3 separate regions of the Homo sapiens genome follow, and regions 1 and 3 are each linked to region 2. Evidence: chromatin contacts called from ENCODE Hi-C or POLR2A ChIA-PET data. All regions are on one chromosome and are shown on one strand. The core of a region is the stretch at or near the end of the contact, and the rest is flanking DNA. Distances in the headings are between cores, read along the strand shown.

Region 1 (3,570 bases), core at 1,039-3,538, 6.2 Mb after region 2:
TTCTCCCTTATCTGCCCTCCTCCAGTCAATTAGACATCCAGTTCTATAGATTCTGCCTCCCTAATATCTCTCCAATCCATTCACTTCTCTCCATCTCCATTGTTTGCCACTCTAGGCCAGGTCACAATCAACTCCCTCCTGGACTATAGCACTAGTCTCCTAACTGGTTTCTTGGTATCCAGTCTTTTTGTCCCACACTATAGCCGTAACATTCAGATAAAATTCAGATTTGATTAGGCCCTCCTCCCCTTCTAAAAACCTTTCATGTACTCTGGATAAAGTCTAAACTACTGAATGTGGCTCAAAAGAATCTACATTATCTAACTCTAGCCTCACCTTATGAAATTCTCTTCCTTGTACTATTTGCTTCAGTCCTAATAAACTTATTTCAATTTTATACTTATTTTATATTCTCAATTGTCACCAAACTAGTTCTCCTTGCTCTAACCCCACTCCCAGTTACCCATGCCTAAATTGCTCCCCTCCTTTCTACCTCTTCTCTGTTAGGTAATTCATTATCATCTTTCAGGTATCTGCTTAAAATCTCTCCCTCTGGGAAACCCTTACCTGATTAAGTAAGGTCCCTGCTATCGTTCCTATAGAACCCTGCCCTGTCAGTGTCATACATGCAACATTCTCTGTGTGTTTTCCACTGACTTCCCACCATGTGGTTAGTCAGTGTTCAAAAATATTCTTCTGGGCCAGGTGTGGTGGTGCATGCCTGTAATCTTGGCACTTTGGGAGGTCAAGGTGGGCAAATCACTTGAGCGTAGGAGTTCAAGACCAGCGTGGGCAACATGACAAAACCCCATCTCTACAAAAATACAAAAATTAGCTGGGCATGCTGGTGTATGCCTGTAGTCCCAGCTACTTGGGAGGCTGAGGTGGGAGGATCGCTTGAGCCCAGGAGGTCAAAGCTGCTGTGAGCCACGATTGCACCACTGCAATCCAGCCTGGGTGACAAAGTGAGAGCCTGTCTCAAAAAAAAAAAAAAATCTCCTGTGGATGGTAGATGTCAATTGTGTTCAATGCATCAAAGAGATCAAATAAGTCAAAGACTAAACAGCTTCTATAAAAGTCAGTGGTGACTTTGGTGACAGCAGTTTCTGTCAGGAAGCAGAAGTAGAAGCCTTCTTCCAAGACTGATTGGAAGGCAGAACTGGAGATGGAAGAGCAGTCTACTCTTTTAAGAAACTTTACGAGGAGAGGAGGTAGGTACCATGGATTGTTGTAATAAAAGCCTTCTCAGTTGAGTCCTTGCTGTCAACCAGCACTTTCAATCATTCTCTCCGTTGCTGCCAAGACAGGCTTCCTAAAATGCAAACTCATTAAGACTACTCTCCTGCTTAAAATTTTTCTATAATTCCTCATTGCTTTCAGGATACAGTTCAAACACCTTTGCTTGACCTACATGAAATGCAAGGACCTGGCTCCTGCTCCTGTTGTAGCCCCAGGTCCTGTCACGCCCCACATATCCAGATCTTCTGTTAGGCCAGGAAGCTTCCTGCCTCTCTGCTTTTATTTGGAATAGCCTCCTCAGCTCACACCTTCACAACTCAGCTCCTGTAATACCTTCCCCAGCCAGTTCCTTGTGTCCACCTCTCCCTCATCCCCCAAACCCAGATTAGGAGTCTACGCTCCCAGAGGCCTGTGCAGGTCTCCTTCATCGCGTTAATCACACCGTATCAAAAGTACATGTTCTGTGCCCCATGAGACTGAAAGCTCCTCTAAGGCAGGGATATGTTTCCCTCCATTGCATCCCCAGTGTCCCACAATGCTTGGCGCACCGTCACGGTCCAGTAAAAAACTTTGAATAAATCTATAGCAAAGCATGGAGCGGTCCGTATAGAGGCTGCCAAGCCGAGCGGCCATGGGAGGTGAGCTGTTGTCGGCGTTTTGAGCAATCTGCGGGCGGACGCGGGGATCACTCACCCGCGATGACGAATTTGGCCATGGTCGAGAGAGACTCAGAGGCAGGGACCGCGGCTTCGCGGTTTCCTGGCAACCACGCAGCCAAGGGCAAGGCGCAGGCGCACTACAAAGTCTGGCGCCCAGCAGAGGTTAGGTGTTTAAAGTTAGGACCTGAATGGGTTACGTTGCGATACACGATCAAACATCGCCCTTATAAGCTCTGTGGTATCCCCGAGCCCCACTCCTGTATGCAGGGAAATTAGTCATTCTCCTTGGTAAACTTTCTTCAAGTAAGTCCTTCAGCTACAGCCGCGAACATATGCTTTTTGACCTTTGAGGGAATCCGTAAGATCTCGTGAGAAGCGCAGCTTCTCGGGGAAGCTGTCATGGCTGCTCCTGTACGTAGTCACGGTCTTGTGCTCTAAGGTGAGTGGAGGACGAGCTTGGGCTTAGCGGCAGCCCGTATCACATCCTAGACTTTTTACTTCGAGGAGAAGAGTCTCACGAGTTGTCCTGGAAGTAAGTTTAAAGGAGGTGGGTTAATGCTGGGCGGCCCAGCTGCGGAAGGACAGGCTCTTGAAGTTGGTTCTGGGGTCTGGTGAGGCTGGCTGGTTGTATAAGATCTTCCTCTTAAGCGCAGGCCACGTGCAGACATCGCTTTCGTTTTCTGCTTCTTCCACTGAGCCGTTCTACCTGCCCAGGTCCCTATTCTTGATGGTCTGGGTTCGGCCGTTGCTAAATCGTCATGTTGAAAATGATCTATCAGCCGGGCGCGGTGACTCACGCCTTGGGAGGCCGAGGCGGGTGGATTACCTGAGGTCAGGAGTTCAGGACCAGCCTGGCCAACATGGTGAAACTCCGTCTTTACAAAAAATACAAAAATTAGCCGGGCGTGGTGGCATACGCCTGTAATCCCAGCTACTTGGGAGGCTGAGACAGGAGAATTGCTTGAACCTGGGAGGTGGAGGTTGCAGTGAGCCAAGATCGCGCCACTGCACTCTAGCCTGGGGGACATAGCAAGACTTTGTCTCAAAAAAAAAAAAAAAAAAAAAAAAAACAGAGAAGAGAAAAGAAAATGATCTATCAATGCTAATCCCCTAATTTTCACCGAGGACATTTCCATAACAATGCCAACAAAAGTCTCTCCTACAGAGAAAGCTTTATGGAACGCTTTTGCACCAGAAAAATCTCATTAATACAATGACTACTTCCAAAGTGACCTGGCTTCTTTGAAACTGGACACATTGTGGTAGATTGGAGGGAGCCCACATTGGTAAAAAAAACTTTTACTGTTTTATGTAAATGTTTAATGGCTCCATAGGTTCCCCATTTTCTCTTCTGTTAAATGCATTTCATTTCTTTAAGTAAAAGTTTTGTTTTAATTTTTATTCTTTTCATTACTTCTTCCCCTACAGGAAAACGACAGCACGTGTTCTTTTTCACTAGTAGAAGTGACGTTGGTTTCATGTTGACAACTTTGAAGCCATTTGGAAGTGTTTCAGTGGAGAGCAAAATGAATAACAAAGCGGGCTCCTTTTTCTGGAACCTTAGACAATTCAGTACATTAGTTTCAACAAGCAGAACTATGAGGCTATGTTGTTTGGGACTTTGCAAACCAAAAATAGTTCATTCAAACTGGAACATTTTAAATAACTTTCA
Region 2 (3,591 bases), core at 391-2,890:
ACGCCATTCTCCTGCCTCAGCCTCCGGAGTAGCTGGGACTACAGGCGCCCGCCACCACGCCCGGCTAATTTTTTGTATTTTTAGCAGAGACGGGGTTTCACTGTGTTAGCCAGGATGGTCTCGCTCTCCTGACCTCGTGATCCGCCCGCCTCGGCCTTCCAAAGTGCTGGCATTACAGGCGTGAGCCACCGCGCCCGGCTAGCACTTTTTTTTTTAAAGAGGTCTTGGTATTCATGTCTTGATAAATGTTTTAGCATCTCTTCTACCTCTGATTTTCCTGTCTCCCTTTTCTATTTGTTTTGGTTTTGAAGCTGTAACTACAAAATGTGTCCATTGGGAAGAGAGCAATATTAATGTATTTGAACAAAAGGGCCCATTGATTGAAACCATCATAAAAATATATGGGATGCTGTTTAACTCCATTTTACAAATAAGGAAACAGAAGCCCAGAGAGATTAAGTAGTTTGGCCAAGATTAAATAACCATTAAATGGCACAGTCACTACAAGGTTCATTTAAAAAAACATATAACATACATTGAGCATTTAATGTGTCAGGCTGGGTAAACAAGATATAGTGCTAGTTAACTCCTAGGTAAGCATAAATTTCTATAACCAGTATATTACTTTGTAAACCACTGTCTTCTGGAATTTTAGCAGCTGGACAATCAGTAAATACTTTTCTACTTACACAAGATTCATGTAACCAGATCTGTTTGGAGACTGATCGTGATTTATATTAGACTAAAAGATCTTAACTCAAAAGCATGTTTTGCATCATTTGTCTAGATTCTTTAAAGTAAAAATGGAAAGCTGTAATTCTCAAATGTCTTCGAATGAACAAAAAATTGACAAGAATATGAAGCTGACTGCATTACTGTATCATCAATTATTGGAACCTTGATTTAACAAGCTATTTTCATTTTCAGTCCAATGGCATACAAAGAGGAAATTTTATTCTTTGTAGTTTCTCCAAATTCTTTGTAAAAATTATGAAAGTAATTTGCGAAAAATAAGCGAATTGACATGGAATATAAGGTGAATAATACATTTTTAAAATGTAGTTGTGTATAATGGAAAACGTCATTCTTGTATATTCAGCTAAAACAGACCATTAGTGCAAGACCTAAATATTAATGAGATCCGGGGTTTGCAACGAAATGTCATTGCTGCTTTTCCCCCAGAAAGTTAAAAGAAAAACGGGGAGAGCTTTTAAGTGAAAACTAAATGTGCTGGCGTCACACTTGGAAATGCAAGGATGCAGAAGAAATGGTAAGATGTGGGTGGGTAGTATCCCAGTAAACAACATAAACCTTCTAACAGACTTGAGGTGGCTGTCAAGCCTTTCAGACATGTGATTGATAATGAATGTCAGAGGAGAGTTTCCTTTTCCATCAACGCTTCAGGAGACAGCGGACCGCCACCAACACAGGGCGGAAGAGCACCCCTGTCACGCAGACTGTGCCGCCCCCGGCTCGCCTGGGCACGCCCCTTCCTGCCCTAGCAGCGGCGTCCCGCCCTTTCCGCCTTTCACTTCCTAGTAACCGCCCTCCCTTGCTCCATCTTCGCAGGACCCGATTGGCTGATGGGGCAACCGCCAACGGCTGTGGCGTTTAAACCCAAGCCGCAGCCGCTGCTGCTCGCCGAGCTCCCGGAGCTGGGTGGGGGTGCCCCACGCTGAAAGAGAGGTAAGTTAGTGGCCTGCGGCAGTTGACGTGACCGCCCTCTCCCTGTCGGGATCGGTGTCGTTCTTGAGTCGGTTCTCTAGGCGCTGTCCGCCTCGGTCTCCGGCTCGTCTTCCGCCCTCTGTCCTCCGGGATCCGGGACGGCGGCCCCTCTCCGGCTACGAGGGGTTCGTTGACGGAGTCCTGTTTTGGCTTTGAGTCGCTGCCTCTTGTTTCTGAGATTTGAGCGTCCGGCAGGGCGAGCGGGGAGAGCCACCAGTTAGGTCAGCTACTTAAGGGAAGATATTTCTGTCTCTGGGACTGCTCTACTCCCTTGAACAGTTTCTAGGGCATTGTGAGCGCTCAGTACGTGTCTGCGGAATGAATGTTAGGGACTGCGTGCCAAAGTTCTCGAAGGAGCCCTCTCGTTTGGAGAGGCTGGCTGAAGGCGAAGGGGTGATGGAAGACTAGGGAGAACTTGGAACTTAGAACTTGAGCTGCTTGATGTACAGGTAGGATTTCAGTAGAGAATAGGGACAATGATTTTTTAGATGAGGTATCCAATTCAGGAGAATTGGATGTGGAACTGAGTATTTCGTATTTAGAGATAGTCGAGATGCTGGCCGGACAAGTGTCACAGAGTGCTGGTATTGAGTGCTGATAGTTTACCAGGTCCCGTACTAGACACTGTACATACATTGGCTCATTTAGTCCCTACAAGGAGATGCCCTTATTTTTTATGGTTTTATAAATCTGGAAATTGAGACGAAGAGGTGTTGAGATCACATAGCTATGAAACGTTGGAACTGGAGCTCCAACACAGTTGTAATCACTATCATAATGTCTCAGTGTCTATATGGTAAATCACCCTGGAACAGTACCCCAAATGCCTGGTTCTGGCTCCTAAAGTTTCCCTTGGTGAGGTCATTGATGTAGGGGGTTGCAGGGCAGTGTCAAGGAACACTCCCAGATTTCTGGCATGAGGATTTGAATAGGCGATTGACAGTGTCGTTTATTAAATTAAGGAATTGTGTCAGAACCAGCTTATTGGGGAGGGCAGTCCAGCTGTGGTTTCCTAATTAGTAAAGTGAGATTTGATATTCCAGACTGGATTTTTTGGGAGATGAACTAGATTTCTATGTTAGGATCCCTTTCAGGTGTGTGAGATGCAACAGTTTGTGGGGAGTTTCTGTGTTCTACTGTCTTTGAGATAGATAGTGATCTTTGATTTTAAAGTTTCTTCCTGGCAAAACGTTTAAAAGAACTGTTGAGCCTTAATCTTGAAAGGTTTCTGGTTCAACTTATTCCCCATTGCAGAAATTTCTTCTAAAACCATCTTTCCGTTATTTGCTTGACACCTCCCAACATCTGCTTAACACTTTCAAAGGAGACCCATTCCAAGAGTGGGCGGTTTTTCTATTGGAAAGTTCTTCCATTCATTCATAGTCACTTCTTCCACAAATGTTTATCCAGCAGCTGCTATGTGGCAGGCACATTTCTGTACTAAGGTACAGAAGCAAACAAATTTGACAAAAGTTTATGCCCTCATTGAACTTACAATTTAGTAGGAGAAAACAGATAATAAGTTAACTATTTAATTTTATCTTAGACATTGATAAGTTAACGGAGAAAAATAAAACAGAAGGGGAGAATGGGGGTAAGTGTGCAGTTTTTAAGTAGTTTGGACTGGGAAGGCTCACTAAGAAAGTGACATTTTGGCAAATGCTCGAAGGAAGTGAGCAAGCCCTGTGGTCATTTGAAGGAAGAGTTGATACAAAGGGAAGAAGGAATAAAAGTTTCTGCTTTAGAGCATGTCAAGGTAGGCAGTGTGGCCAGAGATTATTGAGCAAGAGAAAGATTAATGAAAAGGATTAGAAAGGTTCACTGATGATTAATTGGGGAAGAGAAGTGTCAAATTGTATAGTACTT
Region 3 (3,218 bases), core at 523-3,022, 6.6 Mb after region 2:
CAGAGACTGTTACATCTCAGCCTCAAGCTGGCAAATCCTGCTTTGGATCCCGGCAGAGGAAATTCAGCCGTTCATTAGCCTTAACAAGCTGCTGTCACTAAGCGAAGAAATTACACGAGCAGCCACACACCGAGCCTCTCACAGCCCTCCCCCCAAGGGCAAGCGGGTTTCTCCAGGACGGACTGTACAAGTTCACACTTCCTATGTGCAAATCCGGACTGTCTTCTTGGACTTTCCATGGTGCACACTGTACAATTTTTAAATACCCGTGTCCCCCCGCCCCCACCCACCATCTTTCCTGCAGAATGTCCCCTCAGCAGCTCCTAATCGCTGCTGAAAAAAACCACTGTTTCCGCAGCAGAGCCAGCACTTTCCACTGACCAGCACTTTCTTTATTCCACTTCACAAAGCCCAGTGAACTTGTCACCAGCCCCACTTCATCCTCCCTGGGACGGCTAGCCAACTTGGCATCGGTGCCCTTCAGCATCCTGGGAGTTTCTTAACTAGTCCTCTAAGACAAAGTCAAAGGCATGGAAGCACACATCAGCCTTTGTCCGAGGTTGTGCTGCCTAACTAGAGAAGGACCCTAAACAAAAAAGAGAAACAAGGACACGCATAGAGGGTGTTCTCTTTCTGGAGGGATCACACTGGGAAAACCTACAATTCATTGTCAGCCTCAGCTACATCTTCCCGTCCTCCTTGAGTATCTTTTGTCAGTGGGCTCTTCTCTCTTTTGCCTACCTTCTAATCTCAAAATCAAGCTCCTATTCTTTATTGACACTCGCTAATTACTGAAAAACACTCCGCTTTGCTCCTGCCCACCCTCCCCCGCCCCCCATCCGATGGTCATAAGCACCAGTTGAAACAGATGAACCTGATTTCAGGTATCAAGTGGGTAGAGCTCATGCATGCGAGAACGTGGTCCCTGTCAGCAATCGCTCCTAACACCCCAAACCACCTTCCCACCCGGCTCCTCCGAACCCCAGAAGTTCGGCAGGTCTCTGATAGGGGACAGCAAACCCGACAACGTGTGCGCAGGGATGTGTGTTGGCGACTGAAACGCAGGCAGCTCGCACCGGCTGCTCAGCTCGGCACTCTACGAGGTTAGGGGTGGGTGGAGAGGTAAGCGCAGATGACTGTTTCAGAAAACATTTTCAACAACAGACAGCCAAAAAGGAAGAAAAAAAAGTCAAACAAACAAACAAAAATTTCAACCCAGAGCCCACACCAACGCAGCCCCTGCGTCTCCGCCGCCACCACACGATTTACACAAGTAATTTAAATCATTCACCTGCTGCCAGGTCTCCTCCAGGGATGGTAAAGCTGAGAAGTAGCCGGTGTCGTGGACAAGTTGTAGCTCCTGGAATATACTATAACTAGCCAACACGTCCATGCTGCTGCTGCCGGGCAAAACGGGAGGCGAAACCCTCCCCCGAACACAGTTGGGGCTGTTTGTTTGTCAGTCTGTCTGGCTCACCCCCCAAGAAGGCAGACATCCAGTGGCCCTTTTGTTTTGTTTTGTTTCAGTCAACTAAAAAGGAAAAAAAAAAATCAATGCAGGAGAGGGAGAGAGGAGGTGAGAGAGGAGCGAGTGAGTGGGGTGGATGGAGAGAGGCATCCAGCGTGTACAGTGCAGACGACTGCCAGGAAAAGGGGACTTCTCCACGGGAGTAACAATTCCCTTCCAGGGCTCTAATCACTCCAGCTCGTGGATCAGGAAGGGGGATGCAAACTCACTGACACGAAGCTGCCATCTATTTCTGCAGCGCTGTTCGCTCCTAATGCAATCTTTGCTCTTTATTTTGGGAGGTTGCATTTTTTTCTCTCGCGATCGCTTCTCTTCCCCCCCCTTCCCTTCCCTCCCCACCCCCCACCCCATCCTTGCTAGTTTGTAGTCTTCCCCCTCCCTTTTCTCCTCCTCCTGCTCTTCCCCCTCCCCAAACTCCCTCCCTCCGTTCGGTTCTCCGCGCAGCCGTGGGATCTCGAGGAGGGCGTCCATTAGGCCGCGTGTGACCATGTAAGGTAAACAGGGGGCTCATGAAGTCACTGAGGACCAATGGGGAGCCCGGAGCAGAGCCTGGGGCGGGGCTTGGCCCTGGCGGCGGGCGCGGATTGGCACGCTGCGGATCTCCCTGCTGCCTTACAAGGCGGTGCGAGGCGAGCTATTTTTAGAGGGCTATATAAGGGGGCTGAGGCGGCCGCCCGGCGGCCGGGCAGCGCGAGCGCAAGGGACAGGGAGGGTCGTGGCGACACTCGCGCCAGCTCCCGGGACGGCTGGGCTCGGGCTGGTCGCCGACCTCCGACCCTCCACTAGATGCCTGGCAGAGCCCGGCGCGTCCGGAGCCCGCGCCCCTCAGAGGGAAGGGGTCGCGCGTCGCCGCGGCGGCCCTGAGGCTGACGGTCGGGAGGTGAAAGGCCGGAGTGCGGGGTCAGGACGCCTCCTGGAGGGGGCGCGGCGCAGGGGGCCGCGGGGAAGCCGCCGAGGGCGCGGAGCGGGAAGGAAGGACAGTGGCCACCCCGCCTCCGCCTGGGCACGGGGCAGGGACCCGCGCGAGGCGGTGCCGGGGAGGTCCTCACGTACTCAAAAACAAGCAGAAAAGGCATCCAGGGCCCCTTCCCGAACTCCCCACGGGCTGCCAGGGTGCAGAGAAGAAGCGCCTGAGGAGGAAGTGCCACACAATGGGAGAGAACAAAGGGGAGCGGAGCGAGACCGCGGCCTGCGCCCGCCCCCCGCTTGCGCACAGTCCCCGCCCCGCCCCGCGGGCGCCGCCGCCGCCGCCCTCCCTCCCGCGCCTCCTTCTGACCCCGAGCGAGAGACCTGGTCGGGAGTCCGGCGGCTAGAGTTGATTGCAAGGGGCCTGTTGCTCGACTGTGCGTTAAAGAGGCTAGAGGGAGCCTAGGTAGACGTGGGGCGCAAGCTGGAGCCGGCAGCTTGCGAGGGGGCCTTTACGTGATGAGGCTCACCATGGGGTCTCCAGCGAGGTGTCTGCAGAGCTTCGATGGTGAGAGGAGGAACTCGATTTCTCGTTTTCTGGAGTTGGGATGTAGACATAGAGAGATCTGTTACATCTGAGATGAAAACCCTGCACAATTCACGTTAGGGTTGGCCAATTGTTTGCTTGACCTTAAATGGTTAGTGTGGTTTAAGCTTCCCCAAAATGCGCTGTGAGCTGAGCTTCCACTTTTGGAATGATTGCAGAATTCGGTGCTTAAGAGAT

The links. A loop is a pair of places that touch in the nucleus more often than their neighbours do. ChIA-PET counts read pairs that join two places held with the same protein, here RNA polymerase II (POLR2A). Pooled maps may share reads with other maps.
Region 1: a loop to region 2 is called in a map of CD8-positive, alpha-beta T cell, with 15 times the contacts of the local background. The contact joins the promoter of FASTKD2 here to the promoter of SGO2 in region 2. A Hi-C loop is called at or near these places in 2 of 168 maps with a recorded cell type or tissue (CD8-positive, alpha-beta T cell and naive thymus-derived CD4-positive, alpha-beta T cell) and 4 of 50 pooled maps.
Region 3: a loop to region 2 is called in a map of HepG2, with 30 times the contacts of the local background. The contact joins the promoter of KLF7 here to the promoter of SGO2 in region 2. A Hi-C loop is called at or near these places in 1 of 168 maps with a recorded cell type or tissue (HepG2) and 4 of 50 pooled maps. POLR2A ChIA-PET finds 5 or more read pairs at or near these places in 1 of 52 experiments (activated T-cell).

What each region holds. Positions count from the first base shown.
Region 1 is chr2:206,763,318-206,766,887 of GRCh38, forward strand. FASTKD2 (FAST kinase domains 2) reads left to right here and starts at 2,289. Exons shown (of 12, transcript NM_001136193.2): 1 at 2,289-2,430; 2 at 3,327-3,570. The coding sequence starts at 3,377. MDH1B (malate dehydrogenase 1B) reads right to left here and starts at 2,011. Exons shown (of 12, transcript NM_001039845.3): 1 at 1,933-2,011. The coding sequence starts at 1,954. RefSeq lists enhancers at 1,790-1,929, 2,180-2,559.
Region 2 is chr2:200,524,567-200,528,157 of GRCh38, forward strand. It overlaps SGO2 (shugoshin 2), which reads left to right and starts at 1,641. Exons shown (of 9, transcript NM_152524.6): 1 at 1,641-1,686. RefSeq lists a silencer at 1,510-1,559.
Region 3 is chr2:207,164,176-207,167,393 of GRCh38, forward strand. KLF7 (KLF transcription factor 7) reads right to left here and starts at 1,773. Exons shown (of 4, transcript NM_003709.4): 1 at 1,292-1,773. The coding sequence starts at 1,393. It overlaps MIR7845 (microRNA 7845), which reads left to right and starts at 2,225; the gene lies at 2,225-2,323. RefSeq lists enhancers at 75-783, 1,385-1,484, 1,492-2,200, 2,201-2,908, 2,909-3,218 and 1 more and a silencer at 1,975-2,614.